Linked DNA regions of Homo sapiens: regions 2 and 3 are each linked to region 1. Evidence: chromatin loops called from intact Hi-C (ENCODE). Cell type or tissue: PC-9. All regions are shown on one strand.

Evidence for each region. Hi-C counts contacts between places; a loop is a spot of excess contacts. Peaks named below come from ENCODE experiments on the same cell type or tissue, not always from the same donor. Only the 100,000 strongest peaks of a DNase experiment are listed, where the experiment ranks them.
Region 2: a loop joins it to region 1, with 34 times the contacts of the local background. A loop is called at or near these places in 5 of 110 quality-filtered maps.
Region 3: a loop joins it to region 1, with 6 times the contacts of the local background. A loop is called at or near these places in 11 of 110 quality-filtered maps.

The regions. Positions count from the first base shown.
Region 1 is chr5:10,690,494-10,698,493 of GRCh38, reverse strand. The region is part of intron 2 of DAP (death associated protein); the gene reads left to right. Among named protein-coding and RNA genes, the nearest start is that of DAP-DT, 67 kb to the left of the region's middle. RefSeq lists a silencer at 3,147-3,206. In PC-9, CTCF peaks have their summits at 3,063 and 3,263 (motif pointing left); a DNase peak (open chromatin) is centred at 3,213; H3K27ac peaks cover 1,141 bases.
Region 2 is chr5:11,716,578-11,724,577 of GRCh38, reverse strand. The region is part of intron 2 of CTNND2 (catenin delta 2); the gene reads left to right. Among named protein-coding and RNA genes, the nearest start is that of CTNND2, 180 kb to the left of the region's middle. In PC-9, a CTCF peak has its summit at 4,467 (motif pointing right); no DNase peak of the experiment used is centred here.
Region 3 is chr5:10,799,380-10,807,379 of GRCh38, reverse strand. No RefSeq gene overlaps it. Among named protein-coding and RNA genes, the nearest start is that of CTD-2154B17.1, 16 kb to the right of the region's middle. In PC-9, no CTCF peak of the experiment used is centred here; no DNase peak of the experiment used is centred here.

The sequences.
Region 1 (8,000 bases):
GGTCTATACCACAGCCTGCCCTGCTGCGCTCCCATTGTATTCTAATACTCGGCGGTGTTTGCTATAAACGTGGGTGAAGGTAGGGTTGTTGGGTTGAACGTAAGTTATCCCAACTCACTAGCTGGTTTTGGAAAGTAAGCAGAATTGGTTGTGAGTTTAGTTTTCTGTCTACTTGACCTTGCTCTCTTTTTTTTTTTTTTTTTTTTTTTTTGCTAAGTCTGGAAAAGGCCCAAGTGCTTGGTATGATCTGAGGAAGGGCCTTAGGAGGGTCCCCAGAGCTAGCATTTCCAGTCAGGTAGCAGTTGAATTTGCAGATCCAGAGACCACTGAGGACACTTACTGCATCAGCCTGGCTGGCTGGTGAGTAGCTGTGCTCTCAGCTCACCAACTCCCTCCCTTGCTGTGTGTGGGAAAGGTGGACTAAGGACATAATTCCTGGTGAATTCAGGAATTCAGAAAGCCCTTGTCCATCATGCAGTGTCCCTGACCTGAGTCCACACTGTGCGTGGTTCTCACAGGCCAGGCTTTGATTCTTGCTAGATGCGTAGCTCTGTGACTTTCCAGCCAGACACCTGGCTGGAAAGTATCCTCAGTGCAAGTTAACTCTGGCATCTCTCTAATTCTGTTGCTGGGTTCGACACAAAAACATCCTAGTGACAGCTGGTCCCATTTAAGGTCAGCCACCTGTGCTTCCGGAGATGGAAGTAGACTCAGACCAGATGAGTTTTTTGGTGTCTGTATTGGATTAATGTGTACTTCTTTCTAATAGGAATTCCAATGACAGTTGTCTTGTTGGATTTTTTTCTACCTACATGATCATTTTCCTTTTTAGAGCCACCATAGTTTTATCCTATTTAAAATACTTTGTACTTTGAACCATGGACACCCACCTCCCAAAAATTAAACCATTTATAACATGACCCTTGAGCCTGAAGATTGCATTTCAAAATATAGACAATAAATAGAGTGATTTTTAAAGCACCTGTCTAATCAGCATTAAGCAGTCACCAGCACCTCCCCATAATTGAAATTCCAAAGAGTGACTCTAAAGCGTGGACGTGTTCAGAATCAAAGATGGAACGGTTTTTAGGGTAAATGTTACATACTGAAATCAAGCAACATGTAAAGTTTTTAATACATAGATGATCGTTATACAGACTAATAATCATACCAATTGTCCTCAGGCCCTGCTGGACAGCCGCGCATCTGTCTTGTAACGAGCTAACCATGTAATAAAGCACGGTGAGCAGGCACTTCCTAGGGCAGTGCCAGGAGCCTTTCTGAATACTGCAAAGGACTATGTCCAATGCCTGATCTAGCGTCTTTAGAGATGGCCCACCTACAGCCAAGGTCTCCCAACAATGTAGCTTTAGAGCTAAGCCTAGGCGGGCTTCCCCCCAGTATGTTCCACATTGCCATGTAGTTAAACATGCACCCTTTTTTTTAAGTTTGCCCCTTGCCCTTAATGATAACCTACATTCTTCCTAAAAGTTACCTTCTCTGGAACATTTCATTAAGGAAAGGAAGCAGTCATTTTTGCTGCTTTATACTGTTTGAATTGTTCAGGCTGCTGGCAGTGGAGGTGGACAGGGATTCCCACTCTTTGGTGCTGGGGGAACCTTTTCTCATAGTAATGCCCTGAAACCCTGCGCCATGGCACAGCGCAATGCTTAGAACAAAGGAGTGAGGAAACTCAAGGTGGGCCCGCTGGCATTCTTCAAAGAAGCCCTGAGAAACTCTGAAATTCCCCAGTCTTGAAAGAAATGAGAGAGAGAGAAAGGAAGTGTTATGCTTTAGAAGACAAAAAGCAATTTCTAGACTGTCTTTACATAGGAAACTAATTCATTACTTATTGCCACTAAACATGAGCTTGTCAGTGGAGGCCTATTCCAAGCACAGTGAATACATTATTTTCTTTAAACTCCCTATTCTACAAAGTAGGAATCATTCCCATCTTACAGATGGACACTGAGGCTTTGAGAGGCTGCTCATCTGAACTGAGATTCAACCCCAGAACCATCTATTTCCTAAGCCCAAGCCCTCAAACGTGCCATGACACTGCTTTTGTCTGTGGTTCTGAATCGCCTATGACTCCTGTGGAGATGGCAGCAGAATGTCTGGGATTTCTACACCAGGCTGAAGCCTCCCCCCCGCCACACCCCCTATTCCCTGGCTCACTTTCAGGAAGTGGTGCCTGGGCTGTGCCCCTCAGATGTGGTCGCTTCTGTATATGTGATGAATTTTGAGACTCTCAGTGGCCCAGGACCATCACTACGTATTAAATCCATAAGATGTGAGAAGGGTAATTAACACTTCCTGTTGTTATTTCCCCTTCTTTGCATCCAGGGAAAGGGGTACAATAGGGAAGAGCAGGAGGAGGGGGAGGGAAGATCCACACGCCAGAAACTGAAGTGGTCTGGAATGGGAAGAGTGCTGGGCACACAGGAGCTTTCTGGAGCTGTGTCTAGAGGGAAAATGAAGGTTCCCTCCTGTTTAAACCAGACTCCCAGTCTGTGGCTTTCACACTACATGCAGAGTGTGGAACACGTCATCTACTGATGAGCCCTATTCACCCAACACACTCAGAACTTGGGGGTTTAGCCTTTCCTAACTAAAAAAAAAAAAAAATCTCTGTGAAGTTTTGACATCTGGATCAACAATTAGCCAAATATCTGTGGGTGGAATGCTACCTGGAGAGAAATATTTCAGAACCCCCAAATGAGAGCATCCTTCCCACACAGACCCAGACCTGGCCCAGACCCAGAAGAACAGGTTGAGATGAAGTTTTGTCCTGAAATCACAGTGTCCTGGAAGCAGTAGTTCTGAGGAAGGGGCAGATTGCCGTCCCAGCCTCTTCACTGAAGGATTTGAAGGCTGATTCCAGTTGTATGAAAACAGCATCTCACTGCAAAGAAGGTGCTGTTAGACCAATGTGAACATGAGCTCAAGCATTCTCACCTAGAAAAGCACCTCTGGTTGTGCCCTTTTGAAAAATGTTATAAATTTCTTATGCCAAATTTAGAAGGAATTAGGTTCCAGATTATTTTCTCTCGGGTTTAGAATTGTGTTTACGACACTGAAGTTGAGTTTTATATGCCTTTGGTCAGACTCGTGACAATTAGCCACTCCTGGGGAGAAGGGGCACCCTCGTGCCCAGGTGCCAGCAGCCCTCGCCCGCAGTGCCTGGCCGGCTTCCATTTCTCCTTGAGGTGGCTGAGCTGGCCGGAGCGTTCGCGGGCTGAGAGGACCAGCAGTGCCATCTTGTGGAAATGTTGTCAGTGCTGAAGCCAGGCTGAAGGAGGGAGACAGCCTCGACTGTCACACTCTGAAGAATGATGTTATCCAGAAATGTCTGGGTGCAATCGAGTGAGACGTTTCCCTCTGCTCACCAGCCATGCTAATTATTATTTTGCTGTCCAGAAAATTAATAGCCCAAATAAATTAAGACCAAGCCAAGAAGGTATTTCAAGAACTAAAAATGGCAGGAACGGATTTGTTTTCCATCGACTTACTGGGAAATGTTTAAAAAGTCACCCCAGCTGGGAATATATTTTCTGTAAACTCTGGAAGCACAAAGCTATGGATTCTGAGCAGAGTCAAAACAAGAGTTTTGGAATTTGCTTCTAGGCTGCCCTGCAGGCTCTGTGCTTTCCTGAGGAGACTGCTTTTCCCGGTCAATGAGCGCATGTGCTGGGCCACAACCTATGTCACCCCCTTCATCAGTGCATGAGAAGAGCCCCCAGCCCCATTCACTTTGTATGGGCAGAAGCTGATCGAGGGTACCCTGTCCTCCCACTGCAGTGCTCTAGTGTCGTGTCCTCTCTGTTACACAAGTGCTAAGCACACACTGTGACTACCTTTCATCAGCACACAGTGGGTGAGGCCCAAGGGCCTCTTCTTCTGCACTGACAGAGGGTTTGATTTGAGGTGCGGCCCAGTTCTCAAGGTCATTACCCTGGAAAAGCAGTCTCTTTGCCCACCCTCCTCAGGAAAGCACAGAGCCCGCCAGGCAGCCTAGAAGCAAATTTGGAAACTGTGTTTCGACCCTGTTTAGAATCTGTTGCTTTCTGCTGTGTGTATGTGCGTGTGTGTGTGTGTGTGTGTGTATGCACATATATAGAGTCACCTAAGAAGGTAGGGTCTGTTGCTGTCCAGTTTTATAGACAAGGAAACTAAGCCTCAGAAAAGTCAACCACCAGCTCACCAGCTTGTCCCTGGCAGAGTCAGGATTTGAACCCGGATCATCCAACACTCTAGCCCACACTCATGGTGTCCATTTGCCACGGTCCCTCCTTTGCGTGGTTCTGAATCGTCTCTGGCCCTGTCGGCTGCCTCGAATCTGTTAAATGGTTTGAAGCCTCCCCTGCATTTTGTTCCCGAGACTGAGGAACAGAGTCGTCTGAGATGGTGGAGATCTCAGACGACCCGACTGAAGAGCACAGCCCTTGCGCTTCCTCCCGGGCTCCACCCCCAGGACCCCAAGCAAGGTTCCAGCCTCTCTGAGGCACCATTTCTTCCTCCGTAAAATAGAACATCACCTGCCGAAGGAACTCAGATGAGCTAATGATTTATGTGGAAGTGCTTTGTATGCTAGTTAAATGCTAGAGACATAAGTGATCATTTTTCAGGAAAAAAAATCCACTATCAAGTCAGAAAGTAAATCTTTAGGTAGATTTGAATATATTGTACTGTCTGGTTGAATAAAGGACCCTCAGGTTACATTTAGATTGCTTACCTTAAAACTCTGCATCTCTAAATCATATACAGAAGACAAGCTAAAACTCTGCTTTAAAATGAGGGGACTGGGCTTGGAGCCAAGATTACATGCACTATACAGCCCTCGTTCCAAGTCTGGTTCCCAGCACTTATTACTGTGCAACCCTTGGGCAAATGACTGGTCCTTTCTGATTTACCATTCCAATCTGTGAAATGGACAGTTCCTGCCTCACAGGACCAAGAGAGTTAGATACAGCACTTCTAAGGGGAGCGCCTAACTCAGCACCTGGTCCATAGTACATAGTGGTGATTGATAAACAGTAGCTTTTATCAACCTGAGATCATTTCTATCCTTTAGGGAAAATAGAGCACCAGTGGCTTATTAAAGGCCATGTGTCCCTGCCTTCTGTGTACATGCTTCCTGCTGATAGAGTACATTTACATGAAAAGGAGACAGCATTTGCAGAGGATAACTTGAGTAGACTTCCATGAACCCAGGTCAAAACTAACATGAAAATGATTCTGTTACGTACAACTCTCCAGTAATGCCTTTGCTGCCATTTTGATTACTTTCAGTGGGATCAGAGATTTGACCAGATTCCCAGTTTCACTACTACTACGCACGTGTGTGTGTGTGTGTGTGTGTGTGTGTGCGTGTGCATGTTTCTCCCCATCCCAGAATTCACCTTCGTGGTAACTAAGCTGACCCTAATCCCTACCAGGATGCTTGGGAAGGAAGAGGCTGACCAGTCAGATGCACATCGGACCCTCCCTGTTGCACAGAATCCTATTTTGGGGTGAAGAAGGGCACTGCATTTTTCTAAGAGTGCAGAAGCTCTCCAGGGTTAAGGGAAGAAGGGTAAGGACCCCACAAAACTAGCTGTGGTGAGCCAGGCTGGAGCAGGGCAGCAGATACAAATTACTTTGTTCACAAGTTGCCTGTCAGTAGCAGTCCTATTTGAAGATTACTAGCAATCGGTCCTTTTGGGGAGCCCGGATTCATTTCCTGGCTGACCTGCTCTCTGTAGCCCAGGGGAAAGTATTATTGCAATATCGGTGTCCTGTGGGGACTGAGTAGGTACATGTGGGGTGTCGCGTACAGTTCTAGGCAAAACTCTAGAAACCGCACTGGAATGCAGTTGGGAGAATAGCTGAGAGAGTGAAGGAATTTGAAATCATGCCTTTGAGTCTGGGAAAGGGATGTTCTGGGGGCTTGTGGTAGCCTTCTTCAAATACCAAAGGACTGTCCTGTGGAAGAGCGTTAGACTTGGGATGGGCGCTGGACTAAGTGCAGGGAGACAGAATCCGGCCCACCTGGGAGACATCCAGGCGGCCCCCACTGAAGGCCCTTAAGCTCTCAACTGCGAAAGGATGAAGGTATAGATTGCAGCAGCCGTCTGCCTGGTAGGGAACCTCCTGTCCAGCTCTAACTCACAAGAGTGCATCGCTTTACACCTCTCAGAACTGGGGCAGAAACCAGGCTGTCAGAGCACCACGATGATGAGGGAGGGTGTAAAGCCTTAGAACACAAAAGAATGTTAAAAGTCTTCTCAATTTTTATATGAGTTACATGTTGGGGTAGCAGTAACTTGAATATATTGAGTTAAATAGTTGCTGTTTGGGAGTTTAGGGAAGTTTTAAAACTATGAATTTGGGTTTCTCAGCCCTTTCCACATTCCTTTAAAGATGAGACCATCAAACTCAGTCTTGATGATATCTGCATTCCACAGGGTTACTCAGTCACTGAGCGTTTCTGGCATTTTATCCTGTCTGTCTGCAGTTTCCACAGAATGCCAATAAGGTATAAATCTTCATTAAGAAAATTTAGAAAATAAGTAATAGCAAACTTTTGTTAAGGACAAAGGGTCCTTTTAAGAGTTTGATGTGGTCCTTGCCAGATGGACAATAGAGACCCACGTGCACGGACATCAGGTGGCTGCTTAGTCTGGGTGTGAAAAAGCTGCAGTTTCTGCTAGTGTATAGGAAGTGTTATCTGGATTCTAATCCTGGCTAATTCTGCCTGGCTTGCAGTTCTTTTCAATTTAAATAAGTGTAGTTTTTAAAGTCTGGAAAGGCCTGAGGATATGGGGCGGGCAGGGTTGATAGTTTTCACTCTCTGTTTCCTGAGAGAAAATAATGTTGCATCTTCAAAACAGCATCTGTCAGAATGATTTTCATCAGATTAAATAAATCCTCAAAGCAGCTATCATACTTCTTAGACTTGAGAAATGTAGGTTATACTTTGCATGGAAGCCTAATGGCATTTAAAATAGGTGTGTTTTGCATGTACAGCCTTACACCCAGACCTTTGACTGGGGTTTCTCGCTTGTGAGATTTTGTTCAAGCTACCACATCTCAAAGAGTTTAGTAACTGTTTTTACTTTATAAACGTCATAAATAATTATTTGCCAATTTAAGTTGCTGTTAATTATAGTTGGAAAAAAGGATTGGGCTCTGAAGCCTTTGGGCCAAACTTGATGAAAACCTTCAACACAACATACGCTCTGTCACGGGACAAGTTACATGAAAATACATATCGCTGTTAGACATTTTGGAAGAGGCCTGCCTTTTGCCATCTTTTCATGGGCAGCTGCCATATGTCCTTACAGCCAATTATGGCCTTTTCAGTTTTAGAGAAGAATTTTGGGGGCGACTTTTGGTTCATAAAGACCTTTAATGAATGATCAATACAGATTGATATTTATTATTCTGTGGCAGGGAAGCTTATTCTTAAAATTAGTTGCTAAATCTAAACCACAGTACGATACTTCCTCACACCCATTAGAATAGAGCCTTTATCCAAAAAAACAGAATAAAACAAAACAGAAAACAACGAGCGTTGGCAGGGATATGGGGAAATAGGAACCCATGTGCGTTGCTGGTGGGAATCTAAAATGGAACAGCCGCTGTGGAAAACAGGTTGGTGATTCCTCAGAAAGTTAAACACAGAATTACCATATAACCCAGCAATTCCACTTCTGAGTTACACACAAAATAATTGAAAGTAGAAACTCGAGCACATATTTATACACCCACGTCCATAGCTGCACCATTCGCAGCAGTCCAGGTGTCCATCAGCAGATGAATGGATAAGCAGAATGTGGTCTGTCTGTACAGTGGAATGTTATTCAGCCTCAAAAAAGAATTCCCACACATTCTGCAACATAAATGAACCTTGACAATATTATGCTAGATGGAATAAGCCAGACACAAAAAGACAAGTACTGTATGATTCCACTTACATGAGATCCCTAGGGCAGTTAAACTCACGGTGATGGCCAGGG
Region 2 (8,000 bases), 1.0 Mb before region 1:
GCCCACCACCTCCACAACAGAGGAGAAACCCTCCACCGAAATAGATAAGCTTGGAATCCAGCCCACCTATTAACAAAACAGCCACTTTTATTAAATTATTTTGTTAAATAATACCACACACTTGAGATACTGTTCAGAGACCTGAAATTGCCTAATAGAGACCTCCTGTCAAAAGCCAGAGGCAATTTATTCTTCAAATGAATCATCTAGAGTGTAAATCCTCTCACTTTTGAGAGCTCTGCTCATATTGAAAACAACACCTCATCCCTCCACTGGAATGCCCCCCAAGAACACGGCTTGAATAATGCTGCAGTGATTTGGTGACTCTGTCTTTATGGAGACCCAAGATAAGAAATTACCATACTAGGAGCTTTACTGGTTTGTTTACTGACATTGAAAACCTTTCAATAGTTAACTATAGTCAACTGATCTAATATAAATGAACCGTTTCAGTAATAGACATATTACTCTTACTACTGGTAATAATTAATAACTGCATAACTGTAATACTTTTTTTTTTTTTGAAATGAAGCCTTGCTCTGTCGCCCAGGCTGGAGTGCAGTGGTGTGATCTCAGCTCGCTGCAAGGTCCGCCTCCCGGGTTCACACCATTCTTCTGCCACAGCTCCCGAGCAGCTGGGACTACAGGTGCCCGCCACTACGCCCGGCTAATTTTTTGTATCTTTAGTAGAGACAGGGTTTCACTGTGCTAGCCAGGAATGTCTCGATCTCCTGACCTTGTAATCTGCCCACCTCGGCCTCCCAAACTGCTGGAATTACAGACATGAGCCACCACGCCCGGCCCAATAACTGTAATATTTTTCTAACTCTCACCTAAGCTTATTGGATGGGGATGTGGCCTTGTCTCCCCTCCTTACTGTTGGGTCACCAGCTCTTGGAGCAGTGCCAGCCATGGAGGAGGTGTTTAGTATATTTGTATTGAGAGTATGACTTAGGAATGAACTTACTGTCTTTTTCCATTTTATTTTAGCACAAAAGTAAATGCGTTGCTTAATTGTGGTAAAAGTCCTTAGTCACTTTTATGGTGCAGGGGTCTCATTTCCAGTGTTACATTGATCATATGCTTTTTCCCTTACTTTAATGGTTGTATTGGGTCTAGATCTTCCATTTGGGCTGCCTGCATATCGCTTCAGAATGTGCCCATTGACTGATGAATCCTAGGCCCCCAAATTGCAATTTTTTCTATAAACAACCTCAATCAAAACTCATTTAATCAGGTGGAATGAGATATTTTCAGTTTAATATGAGGCTTATTTACTCAACTATATCCTTCATTAATAAAATGTGTCTTTGTCTTTTTTTTTGAAACTAGACTGTGTACCTTGTTTTAGTTAAGAGGAAAAAAAACCTACCATATTAGTACATGAATCAGCAACTTTACACATAAAAAACATAAAAATACACTTAATTATTTTTGTTTGTATACAATTATGCCAAGTTTATCATATTTGTTGAAAATCTTCAGTGATTTTTAACTGCTGTTTGAAAGCATGCTGTTCCCCAGAGTCTCAGAAAAATCCAATTATTTGTTTTAGTGCTTATTTTGTATGCTTTTTGTGTTTGGGAGATTTTTCACATATTTGTGCTTGATGAAACTCTTGATGTTGTCATATTAAAATGTTTTAATCATTACAGATTTTGAAGTAATTTTTTGTGTTTACTATTTATTTTTATGTTTAATGGTGGCATGTCATATGTGTTTGATATGGTTTGGCTGTGTCCTCACCGAAATGTCATCTCAAATTGTAGTTCCCATAATCCCCATGTGTCATGGGAGGGACCTGGTAGGAGGTAATTGAGTCATGGGGGCAATTACCCTCCTGCTGTTGTTGTGATAGTGAGTGAGTTCTCACAAGATTTGATGGTTTTATAAGGGGCTTTCCGCCCCCACCTTTGGTCATTCTTCTCCTTCCTACCACCATGTGAAGAAGGACATGTTTGCTTCCCCTTCTACCATGATTGTAAGTTTTCTGAGGCCTCCCAGGCCCTGTGGAACTGGGAGTCAGTTAAACCTCTTTCGTTTATAAATTACCTAGTCTCAGGTATTTCTTCATAGCAGCATGAGAATGGACTTATACAGTGTTGTATATGAGTAGTTCTTTTATTGTTGGCACTTTTTTATTTTAGCACATTTCCTTTTGAGCACATTTGTGTAGATGGTTCCAAGAGAGACAAAAAGCATACTTACCTGCAACTGTGTAACCATTAATTTCAGTCTTCTCTTCAGTTTACGGGAAATAGAATCTTCATAGAAGAAAATGCTGGGAGGATTTGTGTTGAAAAATTTAAGTACTGTTATAGCAAATTCTTCATTCTTGTCCCTGGCTCATGTGAGGGTTTACTTTTCAGCATCTTCTTAGGAGAAAACTCTGTGAAAATGGTGTCTTAAAGCAGTCTATTATTGAAAGCTACCTCACTAAAATGTAAAATATGAATATATTTTTCATCAACACAGGAAGTGAGTAAATAGGTGGTTTTGTTAGAAATGTGGACCACAAATAAAGATTGCAGGAAGGCGAAGTAAACAGGGGAATTGTGACAATAAACTTAGCCTAAAACTCACTATGGTAAGTTGTCTTGTTTCAGAGTGCTAGATCACAATTTCCTATGTCTCCCATCCTTCTTGTGATGAGAATCTGATCCTCTCCCGTTGATAGACGAGCTCCATATTTCCTCTTCTTCATTCCAGTTAGGCTTAGGACTATGGTGGAAGGGAATGCATGTGACCAGGGCTACAGGGAAGTAGACCTCCTGCCTAGTTCTTCTGAGATGCTCATTCTTAGAAACCAGTCACCATGAGGTGAACATGCTCAAGACACTTGTAAAGAGGCCATGTGGACAGGCACGCAGTCTCCAGGCATGCAGCACCATCTGAACTCCTGGCTGATGCCAGCACTGACTTAGCAACCTTTCCAGTGAGCCATCAGCAGTGGAGCCCCGAGCCCCAGCTAATGCTGTGTGAAGCAGAGGCCATCTGTCCTCATTGATATTTGGAGATAGAGGACCAAAGCAGATGGTGGTTGTAATTTCAAGTCAGTAAATCTTGAGGTGGTTTGTTACACAGCAGTAGATAACCAATTCACTCATTTTTTCCATGTTTATAAAAAATCAGTCATGTTAGACCATTTTCTCTACTTCTAAGTCTTACGATTCTATGTAGCCTGGGGTGAATTTAAAAAAAAACAGCTTATTGAGATTTACTCACATACCATACTGTTCCCTTTTTTATGTGGTTTTGGTATAGTCACAGTCACTCCAGGAAACCACTATTATACTTTCTGCTTCTGCAGATTTTCTTATTCTGATTGTTTTATGTAAATGGAATTATAAATATATGGTCTTTTCTAAAGGGCTTATATTGCTTATCATAATGTTTCAAGTTTCATTCATGTTGTGGCATGCATCGGGATTTCATTACTTTTTACTGCCAAATAATATTCCACTGTATGGATACACCTCATTTCATTTATGCAGTCATTCATTGATGGCCATTTGGGTTGTGTTCACTTGTTGTCTATTGGGAATAGTGTTGCTGTGAATATTTGTGTACAAGTTTGTGTGGACATATGTTTTTATTTCCCTTGGGTAATAAAAACCTAAGAGTGGAAATGCTGGGTCACATGACAACACTAGGTTAACATTCTGAAGAACCGCCAGGCTGTTTCTGTATTTTATGAGGATTACAATATCTTCACATCCTTGCCAACACTTGATGTTTTCTGACTTTTTTGACTATAGGCAGAATAGTGAGCTGAGGTAACACTGAAATGAACTGCTAGACCAGAGCCTAAGAACATCAAAAAAATTCCATGGCAGACCAACAACACATTTTAAAATATGTAAATATTATATTTAAAAATATTAGCAATATATTTAGTCAGTAGACAAAATAAGCTCCCAAACATGAGTCGCGGCAGCATACCCACACCTGTGAAGAATATAGAAACCAAGTTACATATGTTGCAGGTGGGAAAATCAATGATGCTTGGCTTGCAAATTGTGGGTGGTCGGGTGAGACAGGAAGGGGGGCTGTAGGAGCTGTCTTCAAATATGGTTATGCAAAAGAAGAACCAAACTTTTGTTCAATAACTGTTGTACAACTGAGAAGAGCTTAGGATAAAGCGTCAAAATTTAGGAGAGGCAGGTCTCTGTCTTGTGCCAGATATGAATCTCAGTTACAAACTTGAGGAACTTTAAGCCTGAAAGGAATAACTCAAAGACTTAAGTAGCCCCCCATATATTTGGAAGGAACAAATAGGTTTGGGGTTTACATTGCTAGTGACAATGGCAAGTTTCACTGCAGATCTGCCTCTGGGATGTGTTCATAAGGTAGACTTTTTTTTAATGGAAAAAATGGTCTCAAAGATGCCAGCAAATGACAAATTTAGGGAAGTACTCTCAAGTACGGCCAGTTGCTGCTGTCTCTTTGGGAAATTCACTGACAAACAGTAATCAATGACAGACCTTTTGACCAGTGGGTGGCAGCACAGAGATGTACCATCGCTTGTCAGTAAATGTGCTGAGATGCAATTCTTTTTAGCCTGGGGTGTGGCTGGGTAAGCTCTTTGCACTGGCTTCGTCCATTGCCTTGCACAGCATGCTCAAAATATATTATCCTTTTCTAACTACCATATGAAACATAGGATACTAGGGTACGAAAAAAGTTGGAAAGGATCTGTGGTGTGTGTGTGTGTGTGTGTGTGTGTGTGTGTGTGTGTGTGTGTATATGTCAGAGCTACCCACAAATTCAAAGAGAGAAGTAGCGAAGTCCTAGATGTTAGAATTAAGCAAGGAGAATCTGAATGAATATCTGTGAGGGACTTAAATTAGAGTGAAGATTTAACTAAATGAACTAAGGTCTTCTCCAAATCATAGATGTTGTTAAACTCTGACATATAACTTGTTAGCTAGTAAAATCTACTTATTAGTATTTCATCGCTAAGGATAAATATTGCATATTATTTTTTAATCTTGACAACATTTAAATATAGTTTTGTTGTTGTTGTTCCTGCTAAGAATCTTTCCTCTGTGGTCTGAGATATCCATACTTTGTAAATATGTAGTATCTATAACAACAGACAATTTATTATGTAGCGTTAGGAACCATTGTCTCCACCACAAGTCTAGGTAAGGACTTGAGGTGGGACATCTGATTATCTTTGTTAATTAGGGGGAAAGTCACTCAGTACTACTGGGCTGTAATCTATTTTAAGGATAAGGTAATTTTCATGGCTTCTGCCATGACACAGAGTAAGCTACGTGACACTCGCTTCTGAAGGAGAAGTATGCCATCTTGTTTTAAGGACTGATTCATAAGTGGCCATAGAGTGTGGGCTAATATTCTGCATGATGGAAAAAGTGATACATTTGGAATCAGTAGACTTACTTCAGATTCCTCCAGCATTTTCTTACTGAACGGCCTTGGTTATGTAACATTTCTGAAACTGATTTTAATTATCTGATAAAATGAAGACAGTTAGCTCTCAGTGTTGTAATGGAATGTATGCATATAATAACACACATTTTACAAACACATATTAGTTTATTAGGATGCCCATGGAAATCTGTGCTCCTCAGTTGATATCAGCTTGATGAATTACTCTTTGCCATCTCTCTTAGACAATTAAGCAGTAAAGACTATGCAGTCTCAAGCTGGGGATTAAATCAGGAAATCCAATGGTGAATCTGGAGTTTCTTTAGTCACTAAGGAAATATGGAGAGAGGAGAGGATATTTGGTAGAGAAAAAATAATAATAAATGAGCTTTCAGAATTTAACTTATTGACAGATTATTACATGAGATGGTCTATAAATCCGCTGGAGAGAGAGTGCAGGAGGCGTTTCAAAGCTCCTTGATAACACTTCAACATGTTACATTTCAGTGTTCTGGGAGAAGATGTAGATTTTTTCTCTCTTACTTTTCTTATTTTTTTTTTTGTAAAAAAAGAAAATGTGTTAGAACTCTTGATAATCAGGTCATTTTTGTTGCTGTGACTTAAAACCCTCTGGATCACAAGTGTGTTTGCAAGTCCCAGCACCTGCCAATGTCTGATATCAAGAGGCTTTGGGGAAATCAAGGAGAACAAGTTGTGTTGCTCATCTCAGTCAGCACATAGAATAGTTATTGTCCGTGAATGGAGAAGGAGATATTTCCTACAGAAGCGGGAGCTCAGAGCCACAGATGACCAGTAGAACATGAAGTTCTGGGGTTTCCAGAAATCTTGGGTCAATTGAAATTCTCACAAAAGGTGGGATAGGAGACTCTAGATAGTCCTCATTAAATCTTAAGAACATTAGCCACTATTTGAATTATGCTGTGCAAAGTGTCCTTGTGCCCCTTTGAGACATCTTCCTTCTTTTGGATTCAATGGAAAGGGCCTGTCGTAGTGCCTGGAATATGGAAGCTGCTCTTTGCATAGTAGCTACAAATACGAATATTGAAATTATTTTATTAATTGATCATGAGTAACAATAGTAATAAATTTCACACTTAACCACTGAGATTGAATTGAATGTGCGAAATTCATTTCAAGAGTCCTGATGTTTTATTGCCATTGGACTATTTTATGGAAGTCAATAAAGCTATTTTATTTAAATTGTTGGAATATATTTAAGAAGGTGTTGATAGCATTAATGGTGAGTGATATGGTTTGGCTGTGTCCCCACCCAAATCTCACCTTGAATTGTAATAATCCCCAGATGTCAAGAGTGGGGCCAGGTGGAGATAACTGAATCATGGGGGCAGTTTCCCCCATACTGTTCCCATGGTAGTAAATAAGTCTCATGAGATCTGATGGCTTTAAAAATGGGAATTCCCCTGCACAATCTCTCTTTCGCCTGCCCCCATGTAAGACGTGACTTTCCTTCTCCTTTGCCTTCTGCCATGATTGTGAGGCCTCCTTAGCCATGCTGAATTGTGAGTCCATTAAACCTCTTTCCTTTATAAATTACCCAGTCTTAGGCACATCTTTTTTTTTTTTTTTTCACAGTCTCTTGCTCTGTCTCCCAGGCTGGAGTGCAGTGGCGTGATCTCAGCTCACTGCAACCTCTGCCCCCAGGGTTCTAGCAATTCTCCCACCTCAGCCTCCCAAGTAGCTGGGATTACAGGTGCCTGCCACCATGCCCGGCTAATTTTTTTTGTATTTGCAGTAGAAATGGGGCTTCACCATGTTGGCCAGGCTGGTCTCCAAGTCTTGACTTCAGGTGATCCACCTGCCTCAGCCTCCCAAAGTGCTGGGATTACAGGTGTAAGCCACTGTGCCCTGCCAGGTACGTCTTTATTAGCAGCGTGAGAACAAACTAATACAGTGAGTAAGGTGAAACTCATTTTCTGTCTTTTCAAAAAATCACTATTTCATAACAAAATTTCTAGTATCAAGACTAGTACTTTTGGCCGGGCATGGTGGCTCATGCTGGTAATCCCAGCACTTTGGGAGGCTGAGGTGGGTGGATCACCTGAGGTCAGGAGTTTGAGACCAGCCTGGCCAACATGGCGAAACCCCGTCTTTACTAAAAATACAACAATTAGCTGGGCATTGTGGTGCACACCTGCAGTCTCAGCTACTCGGGAGGCTGAGGCAGGAGAATCCCTTGAACCCGGGAGGCGGAGGTTGCAGTGAGCTGAGACTGTGCCACTACACTCCAGCCTGGTGGCAAAGTGAGACTCCATCTCAAAATACAAAAATACAAACAAAAAACACAAAACTTAGCTGGGCATGATGATGGACACCTGTAATCCCAGCTACTTGGGAGGCTGAGGTAGGAGCATTGCTTGAACATAGGTGGAGGAGGTTGTGGTAAGCTGAGATTGCGCCACTGCACTCCAGCCTCGGTGACAGAGCAAGACTCCGTCTCATAAATAAATAAATAAATAAATAAATAAACAAATAAGTAAATAAAAAGACTAGTACTTTCCAATTTCTTAACTGATGGGATTCAATTTTAGGTTAAATGAATGAATGATTAAATAAATAACAACTGT
Region 3 (8,000 bases), 110 kb before region 1:
CATTCTAACTAATTAAATTAGCTAACACTATTCTCTAAAGTTATTAATAATTCAGTATTATTCATGTATATTTTATCAATAATTGCCTTCGGTGACAAATATTTGAGAATCTACTGTGTGTGTGTAAGGCAATATACTAGAGATGGTGGAGATTCCAAGCTGAAACAGGCATCATCACAGTTACTCAATCAACAAGCAGTAAGATTCCTGCTGTCCAGCCCACTAATAACTATATTTCATCAGATCTAAGACACGTCCTGTCAACTGTAAGACACGTTCTGATTTCAGATATGGTAGAATGTGAATTATGCTGCAGACATCCCTCCAAGATATTGTGGGTTCAATTCCAGACCACTACAATAAAGTGAATATTGCAATAAATCAGGTTACACAAAAGATTTCATTTCCCAGTGAATATAAAAGTTATAATTATACTGTACTATAGTCTATTAAGTGTATAATAGCATTATGTCTTTTAAAAAATGTACATACCTTTTTTTTTTTTTTTTTGAGATGGAGTCTCGCTCTGTCACCCAGGCTGGAGTACAGTGGCACAATCTCTGCTCACTGCAACCTCCGCCTCCCAGGTTCACGCCATTCTCTTGCCTCAGCCTTCTGAGTAGCTGGGACTACAGGCGCCTGCCACCAGGCCTGGCTAATTTTTTGTATTTTTAGTAGAGACAGGGTTTCAGCGTGTTAGCCAGGATGGTCTCGATCTCCTGACCTTGTGATCCGCCCACCTCGGCCTCCCAAAGTGCTGGGATTACAGGCATGAGCCACTGCACCCAGCCACATGTACCTTAATTTAAAAATACTTTATTGCTAAAAATGCTAATGATCATTTGAGCCTTCAGCAAGTCAAAATCATTTTGCTGGTGGAGGGCTTTGCCTCAATGTTGATGGCTGCTGACTGATCAGGATGGTGGTTTCTGAAGGTTCGGGTGGTTGTGGCAATTTCTGAAAATAAGACAACAATGAAGTTTTCTGCATTGATTGACTCTTCCTTTCATGGAAGACTTCTCTGTAGCATGCAATTTACCCACAGTAGAACTTTCAAAATTGGAGTCAATTGTCTCAAGCTCCTGCTTTATCAACTAAGTTTGTTTAATATTCTAAATACTCTGTTGTCATTTCAACAGCACCTAAGGCATCTTCACCAGGAGTAGATTCCATCTCAAGTGAACACTTTCTTTGCTAATCCATATGAAGCAACTCCACATCCATTCAAGTTTTATCAGGAGATTGCAGCAATTCAATCCCATCTTCAGGCTCCACTTCTAATTCAAGTTCTCTTGCTATTTCCACCATATCTGCAGTTTCTTCCTCCACTGCAGTCTTGAACTCCTCCAAGTCATCCATAAGGGTTGGAATCAACTTCTTCCAAACTCCTAATAATATCGATATTTGGACCACCTCCCATAAATCTCAAATGTCCTTAATGGCATCTGGAAGGTGACTCCTTTCCAGAAACGTTTTCAATTTACTTTGCCCAGATCCAGTAGAATCACTATCCATAGCCAAATAATTTTATGAAATGTATTTCTTAAATAATAATGCTCAAAAGGCAAAGTTACTCCTTGATCCATGGGCTGCAGAATGAATATTGTCTTCACAGGCATGAAAATAACATTAATCTTCTTCTATATCACCATCAGAGCTCTTGGGTGACCAGGTGCATTGTAAATCTGCAGTAATATTTTGAAAGAAATCTTTGTTTCTGAGAAGTAGGTCTCAACAGTGGGCTTAAAATATTCAGTAAATCATTCTGTAAACAGATGTGCTGTCATCCAGGCTTTCTTGTTCCATTTATGAAGCACAGGCAGAATAGGTTTAGCATAACTCTTAAGGGCTCTACAATGTTCCAAATGGTAAATAAACAGTGGCTTCAACCTAGTCACCAGCTGCATTGGCCCCTAACAAAAAAGTCAGCATGTCCTTTGAAGCTTTGAAACCAAGCACTGACTTCTCTCTAGCTGTGAAAGTCCAAGATGGCATCTTCCTCCGATAGAAGGCTATTTCATCTACATTGAAAATCTGTTGTTTAGTGTAACCACCTTCACCAATTGTCTTAGCTAGATCTTCTAGATAGCTTGCTGCAGCTTTTCCATCAGCACGTCCTGCTTCACCTTGCATGTTTATGTTCTGGAGATGGTTTCTTTCCTTAAACCTCATAAGCCAATCTCTGCCACCTTTCAACTTTTGTTCTGCAGCTTCCTCATCTGTCTCAGCCTTCATAGAATTGAGTTAGGGCCTTGCTCTGGATTAGACTTTGGCTTAAGGGAACATTATGGCTGCTTGGATCTTCTATCCATCGTCTATCCAGACCACTCAAACTTTCTCCATATCAGCAATAAGGCTGTTTCATTTTCTTGTCATTCATGTGTTCACTGGAGTAGCACTTTTAATATCCTCCAAGAACTCTTCCTTAGCATTCACAACTTGGCTATTTGGTGCAAGAGGCCCAGTTTTCGGCCTGTCTGAGTTTCTGACATGCCTTCCTCACTAAGCGTAATCATTTCTGGCTTTTGATTGAAAGTGACAGACATGCAACTCTTCCTTTCATTTGAACACTTATAGGCCGGTGTAGAGTTATTAATTGACCTGATTTCAATATTTTTATGTCTTAGGGAATAGGGAGGCTCAAGGAGAGGGAGAGAGATAGGGGAACAGCCAGTCAGTGCAGCAGTCAGAAAACACAAGAGTTATTGATTAAGTTCACTGTCATATGGGTACGGTTTATGGTAACCCAACACAATTACAATAGTAACATCAAAACTCAAGGATGACAGATCGCCATAACAGGTATAATAATAATGAAAAAGCTTGAAATATTGGAAGAATTACCAAAATGTGATACAGAGACACAAGGTGAGCACATGTTGTTGGAAAAAAATGTTACCAAGAGACTTGCTTCATGCCTGGTTACCACCAACCTTCAGTTTGTAAAAAACGCACTATCTGCAAAGCACGGTGAGGTGTAAGACAATAAGTATGCCTGTATTGTTAACACTCCCTGCATTTAGTTCTGCCCGTTCTTACTTCTATCATCACTACACTTCTGCTGAGCCTCACATAGGAAAGAAAGAAGAAATCTGAAAGTGCCTGATGGTTTAGGATAGATGTGGGACTGTTTTCATCAGAAGAAATGTGGTAGTCTAGATTACACATTAAACTCTTCATCCCAAGCCTCAGTATCCTTCTACTACCACAATATACTATATCACCTTCATTTGAATACACACTTCACACACATGCACAATTTAATTTAAATGGGAATTGACAATAAAAATACATTTTTAATGACAAATAAATTGAAAGGATATGAGAATTGAAAACTAAATGTTTATGCTTATATGCGATTTGGCAGATACATAAGTAAATTCAATTGCTACACATGAAAAAGAATGATGCTTTTTTCATAATCAGTGCAAAACTATTTGGTTGGCAGGCTAAGTTCTGCAGCTTCAAGTGTATTTTATTCTAGGTAGAAATCCTCAGTTTTATTTCAAAACTGATATCACTATTGTTTACGATTTTGTAGCTCAGAGGAACTTGTCCAAACAACTTATTTAAAAAAAAAAAAGGGCGGGTGGTGGATTAAGGCCGGGCGCAATGGCTCATGCCTGTAATCCCAGCACTTTGGGAGGCCAAGGTGGGCAGATCACCTGAAGTAGGGAGTTCCAGACCAGCCTGACCAACATGGAGAAACCCCGTCTCTACTAAAAATACAAAAATAGCCAGGCACGGTGGCACGCACCTGTAATCCCAGCTACTCAGGAGGCTGAGGCAGGAGAATCGCTGGAACCTGGGAAGCAGAGGTTGCAGTGAGCCAAGATCATGCCATTGCACTCCAGCCTGGGCAACAAGAGCGAAACTCCATCTCAACAACAACAAAAAATCGAAATTAAAAGTAATCTTTCTTTAAATCATTTCTATCTTTTTTGGTACTTTGGGGATAAAAAAAAGTTCACCATTGCTAAGTAGATTTTTCCATACAAATAAATGAAGAATTTGTAATAACTTCTAAATACTGAATCTTGGAGAAGTTTTAAGGTATAGAAACATGATCAGTAAAAACGAAGAAAAAGTTATAGCTCTCTGAAAGTCATCTTTTTTTGTAAAGTTGTCACAGGAAAGACACTCAAATAGGAATAGATACTCAAATAGGCATTATAGGTCTATATATATATGCCTATTCCTGTGACACTTAAATAGTATCTATTCCTATTTGAGTATCACAGCAAAGATATTCAAATAGGAAAGATACTCGAATAGGCATATATATAAACCCCAGAACCATCAGCCTCCCAAGAGAGGCAGGGTGGATGCTGGGTTTCATAGCACCTGGCATGTAATAAACTCTTAATAAACATATATTAATTGAACGAATGAATGAATAAGTGACTTGCACAGCCATGTAAGAAGAACCTGTGGATAACAGTCATAAGCAAAGGATAACAAGTCCAGGATATAGAATGTTAAGGGTAGCTATACAAAACCACAGCTTAGTCCTAATTATACTCCAATGTTTCTACCAAAGGAAAATAAACAAATGCATATGAAGACAAAAAAACAAAGAGGCTCAAAAGGATGTATTAGCTGAGAACAAACTGGCTAAGATGAAAATCGTTGTGTATTTCTGGTAAGGGTCATGAGAGGGTTTATTCTAATCTGTAGAGCCAGAGAGAGTTTGCATGTTCACACAGAAAAAGGAGGCAAACTCAAGCGGAATATGGATGCGCTTTCTCATGTGGGAATTTTCAGAGCTGCAAAGGCCAGGTATGACTCTGTTGGCCTCCCGTTGGGGATTCTGCAAGACCCAAACAAAGCTCATGTAGGGTACAGGAACTTAGAGGCCTTCATGGCGTACTCCTTGGAGAGTGGGCAGTCCACAGGCAGATGGTGCTAGAGGCAGATCTGAAGCCCATGTGTCCTGAATCCTTATCCAGGGCTGTTGTCCTAAAATGTGTTGCTTGCCTGAGTCTTCTGCAGGAAAACAAAGGGCATGACTGTACGACTCAAGTCCTGAAAATACTTGAAATACTGGCTGAAGGCAAACAGAACAGTCTTTGGATCAAGATTTGACATTTAGCCCTGTCACAGTTCCTCATCAAAATGAGAGGAGCAGATTCTGATACTGAATATTCTTGCCCACTGCAGCAGAAGCTGCCCCCCAGTGAGAGATGGGAGGGAGGAGGGGGGCTGCCTAGGAATCCTTGCTTTGACTAATGCAATGCCACAGCAGCTCAGCGGCTCAGCGGCTGCAGAACTGCTGAGCTGTTTTTACTTTGCCTCAGGTGTCACTGACAACATTGTCGGTTAGGCAGAGATTGCTGAATCTTTATTCCTGGCAATGAGGCAAGAAATAGAAAGTGCACAGCTGGATTTTCTGATCACAGGTTGGGTTTGCGAGGCTTAGGGTTGGGGAGGGAGGGAGTCATCTTTTAATGTGCTAACTGAACAGTCAAGCTGGAAGTCAAAATCTATAAAATCGAAGAGGGAATCCCATATTTTGTCTGCTGCCAGCTCTCAGATGGGGCTGTTCTTTAAAAGAAATAGCAATTTTCTTTTAGGGAATTCTATGAAATAAGCAAGAACCCCCCCAAAAGTGAAAATCATTGGACTTAAATAATTTAAATACAAATCCTGTCTTCTCTTTATAGCTAGTCTATACGTTTCTTGAGAGAAAGGACCTTGTCCACCTTTTTATTCTTTGTAGCACAATTTATGATGCCATGCACACAGCAGGGAATGAATGCATATTTTTGGAATGAATGAAGAAACACAGACCTAACACCATTCTACTCTCCATCAAGCAGAAATGTACAGGCTCAAAAAGGAGGCATAAAATCAATATATAAATTTATAAATGAATAAAAAGTTTGCAACTAATATATTAGAAAGGAAATGCCCCTACTAGATAGCACAAGGACTTTAGAGTAAGAGGACCTGGGTTCAAATCCTGACTCTACTACCTCTCTCTGTGACCTTCGGGAAATTATTTCAATTCTAAAGCCTGAATTACTAACTTTGCAGGGTTGTCATGGTCCTTTAAAAGCATGAGTCCCATCATGTCACTCCTCTGCTCCAACACCTCCCTTCAATGGCTTCCCAGCTCATGCAAAGTAAAAAGCAATGTCCTTGCAAGAACTTAGAAGTTTCCACAGGATCTGTCCACTCCCCACCCTCCTTACCTCTCTGATTTCATCTGTTGTGTCTCTCCCTCCTGAGGACTGTGTCAGCCACAATGGGCACAAGCCAGCACATTTTGTTCACCTCGACTTCACCCTTCTTCCTTTCTCTTGGTCAGCACCCTACTTCTGCTGGGTCACCCATCTGCCACTAGACTTGGGTTGGGTGTGGTTTTCCGGTAGACGACCAGAGGTCCAGAAGGTACAATCTGGCAATGTGAGGAAGTTAATTCCACATAGGGTGGCCTTTCACCAATGCAAAAGAGAAGATGGGAGGGAGCCAGGCTAATAAACCCCTGCCTTTTGTGAATATACCAAGATGCAGTTCCTCCTTGCCATCCTTCCCTAGAACTCTGACAAGCCAAAGAAGATGCAACCTGCTGTGCCTATTGGCAGCTCATGATGCTGCAGCCAACTCAATATACATCACATTGCTTCACATCTCTCTTTTCTTTTTTTTTTTTTTTTTAATGGCGTCTTGCTCTGTCACCCAGGCTGGAGTGCAGTGGCGCGATCTCAGCTCACTGCAACTTCCACCTCCCGGGTTCAAGCGATTCTCCTGCCTGAGTCTCCCAGCCTCACATCTCTTATCTCTCTCCTCTCCTTTCTATATTCTCCAAGTCCAGCCTTGCACCTCCCAAATCCTTGCTTCAACCTCTGCCTCCTAGAAGAGTAGAGCTAGCATTGATCGTATCTTATTGATTTATAATATTTCATCATTTTATGTCTTCTTCCTAGAATGTAAGTTCAATGAGGGCAGAGATTTCATCTATTTTATCCACAGCAGAATGAATACTGCCTGGAACTCAATCAATATTTATAGAATGAATAGATGAGTTTTTAGTACAGTACACAGCATTGTATCTGGCACTTAGGAATTGCCCACTAAATGGAGATTTTCACCATTATTCTTATTATCTACAATCTTTAGGATAAGCTGTACTATGTACTATGTGTTTTACACAAAAATAAGTTTTTCTAGGAACATTATTAAAGACATGTATAGTGTAATGTTTTATAATAGTATTTCAAGACATTTTCTGGATTTGACTTTTTTTTTTTTTTGCTTAATACTAGTTATACTCCAATGTCCTTACCAATGGGAAATAAACACATATGACAAAAAAAATAGAGGAATAAAAGGAATAGAAGATGCAGGCAAAAGAGCAAGGAGGAGCTAAAAGAAGAAGCTAAGAAGGTAGAAAGATGTAGGATCTGTGAGGGAAGAACATTTCTGTATGCTGTGGCAATATATAAAACAAAGGAGTAAAGGACATGGAGAAGGAAGGGCTGTCAGAAAAAGAGTAGAGAGACAAAGACAATTAATAATTCTATATTTTTGCAATGTTGTCTCCAACCTTAAAGCTTTGAGATTGTCATTAGAGTCCTTAAAAAGCTATATTTCCTTTCCTTGAATATATATTTTTCTAGCATGTTGCCAACAAGTTGTGGCAACTGCCTTGACTTCATTCCCATGGTTCACAAGGGACACACTTTCTCAGAGATCCGTGTTTCAAACATTCCCTTGGAGTTTCTAATATAAAAAATTTTTCACTTTATGATTATGTATCTGGAAAATTCAAAAGAATCAAAGGAAAAGATACTATAACACTGAGAGCAGTGTTAGGAAGGGAGCAATTTTTAGAATTAACAAAGAAAAATAAATACTCATCATATATTGTAAACAAAAACCAGTAAGAAGATAGAAGAGACCACCACATTTGTGGTAGCAAAGAAGTGCCCAAAACCTGCATGAAGAAAACCATAAAACACTCACGAGAGAGGCACAAAAGTAGACTTGAACAAATG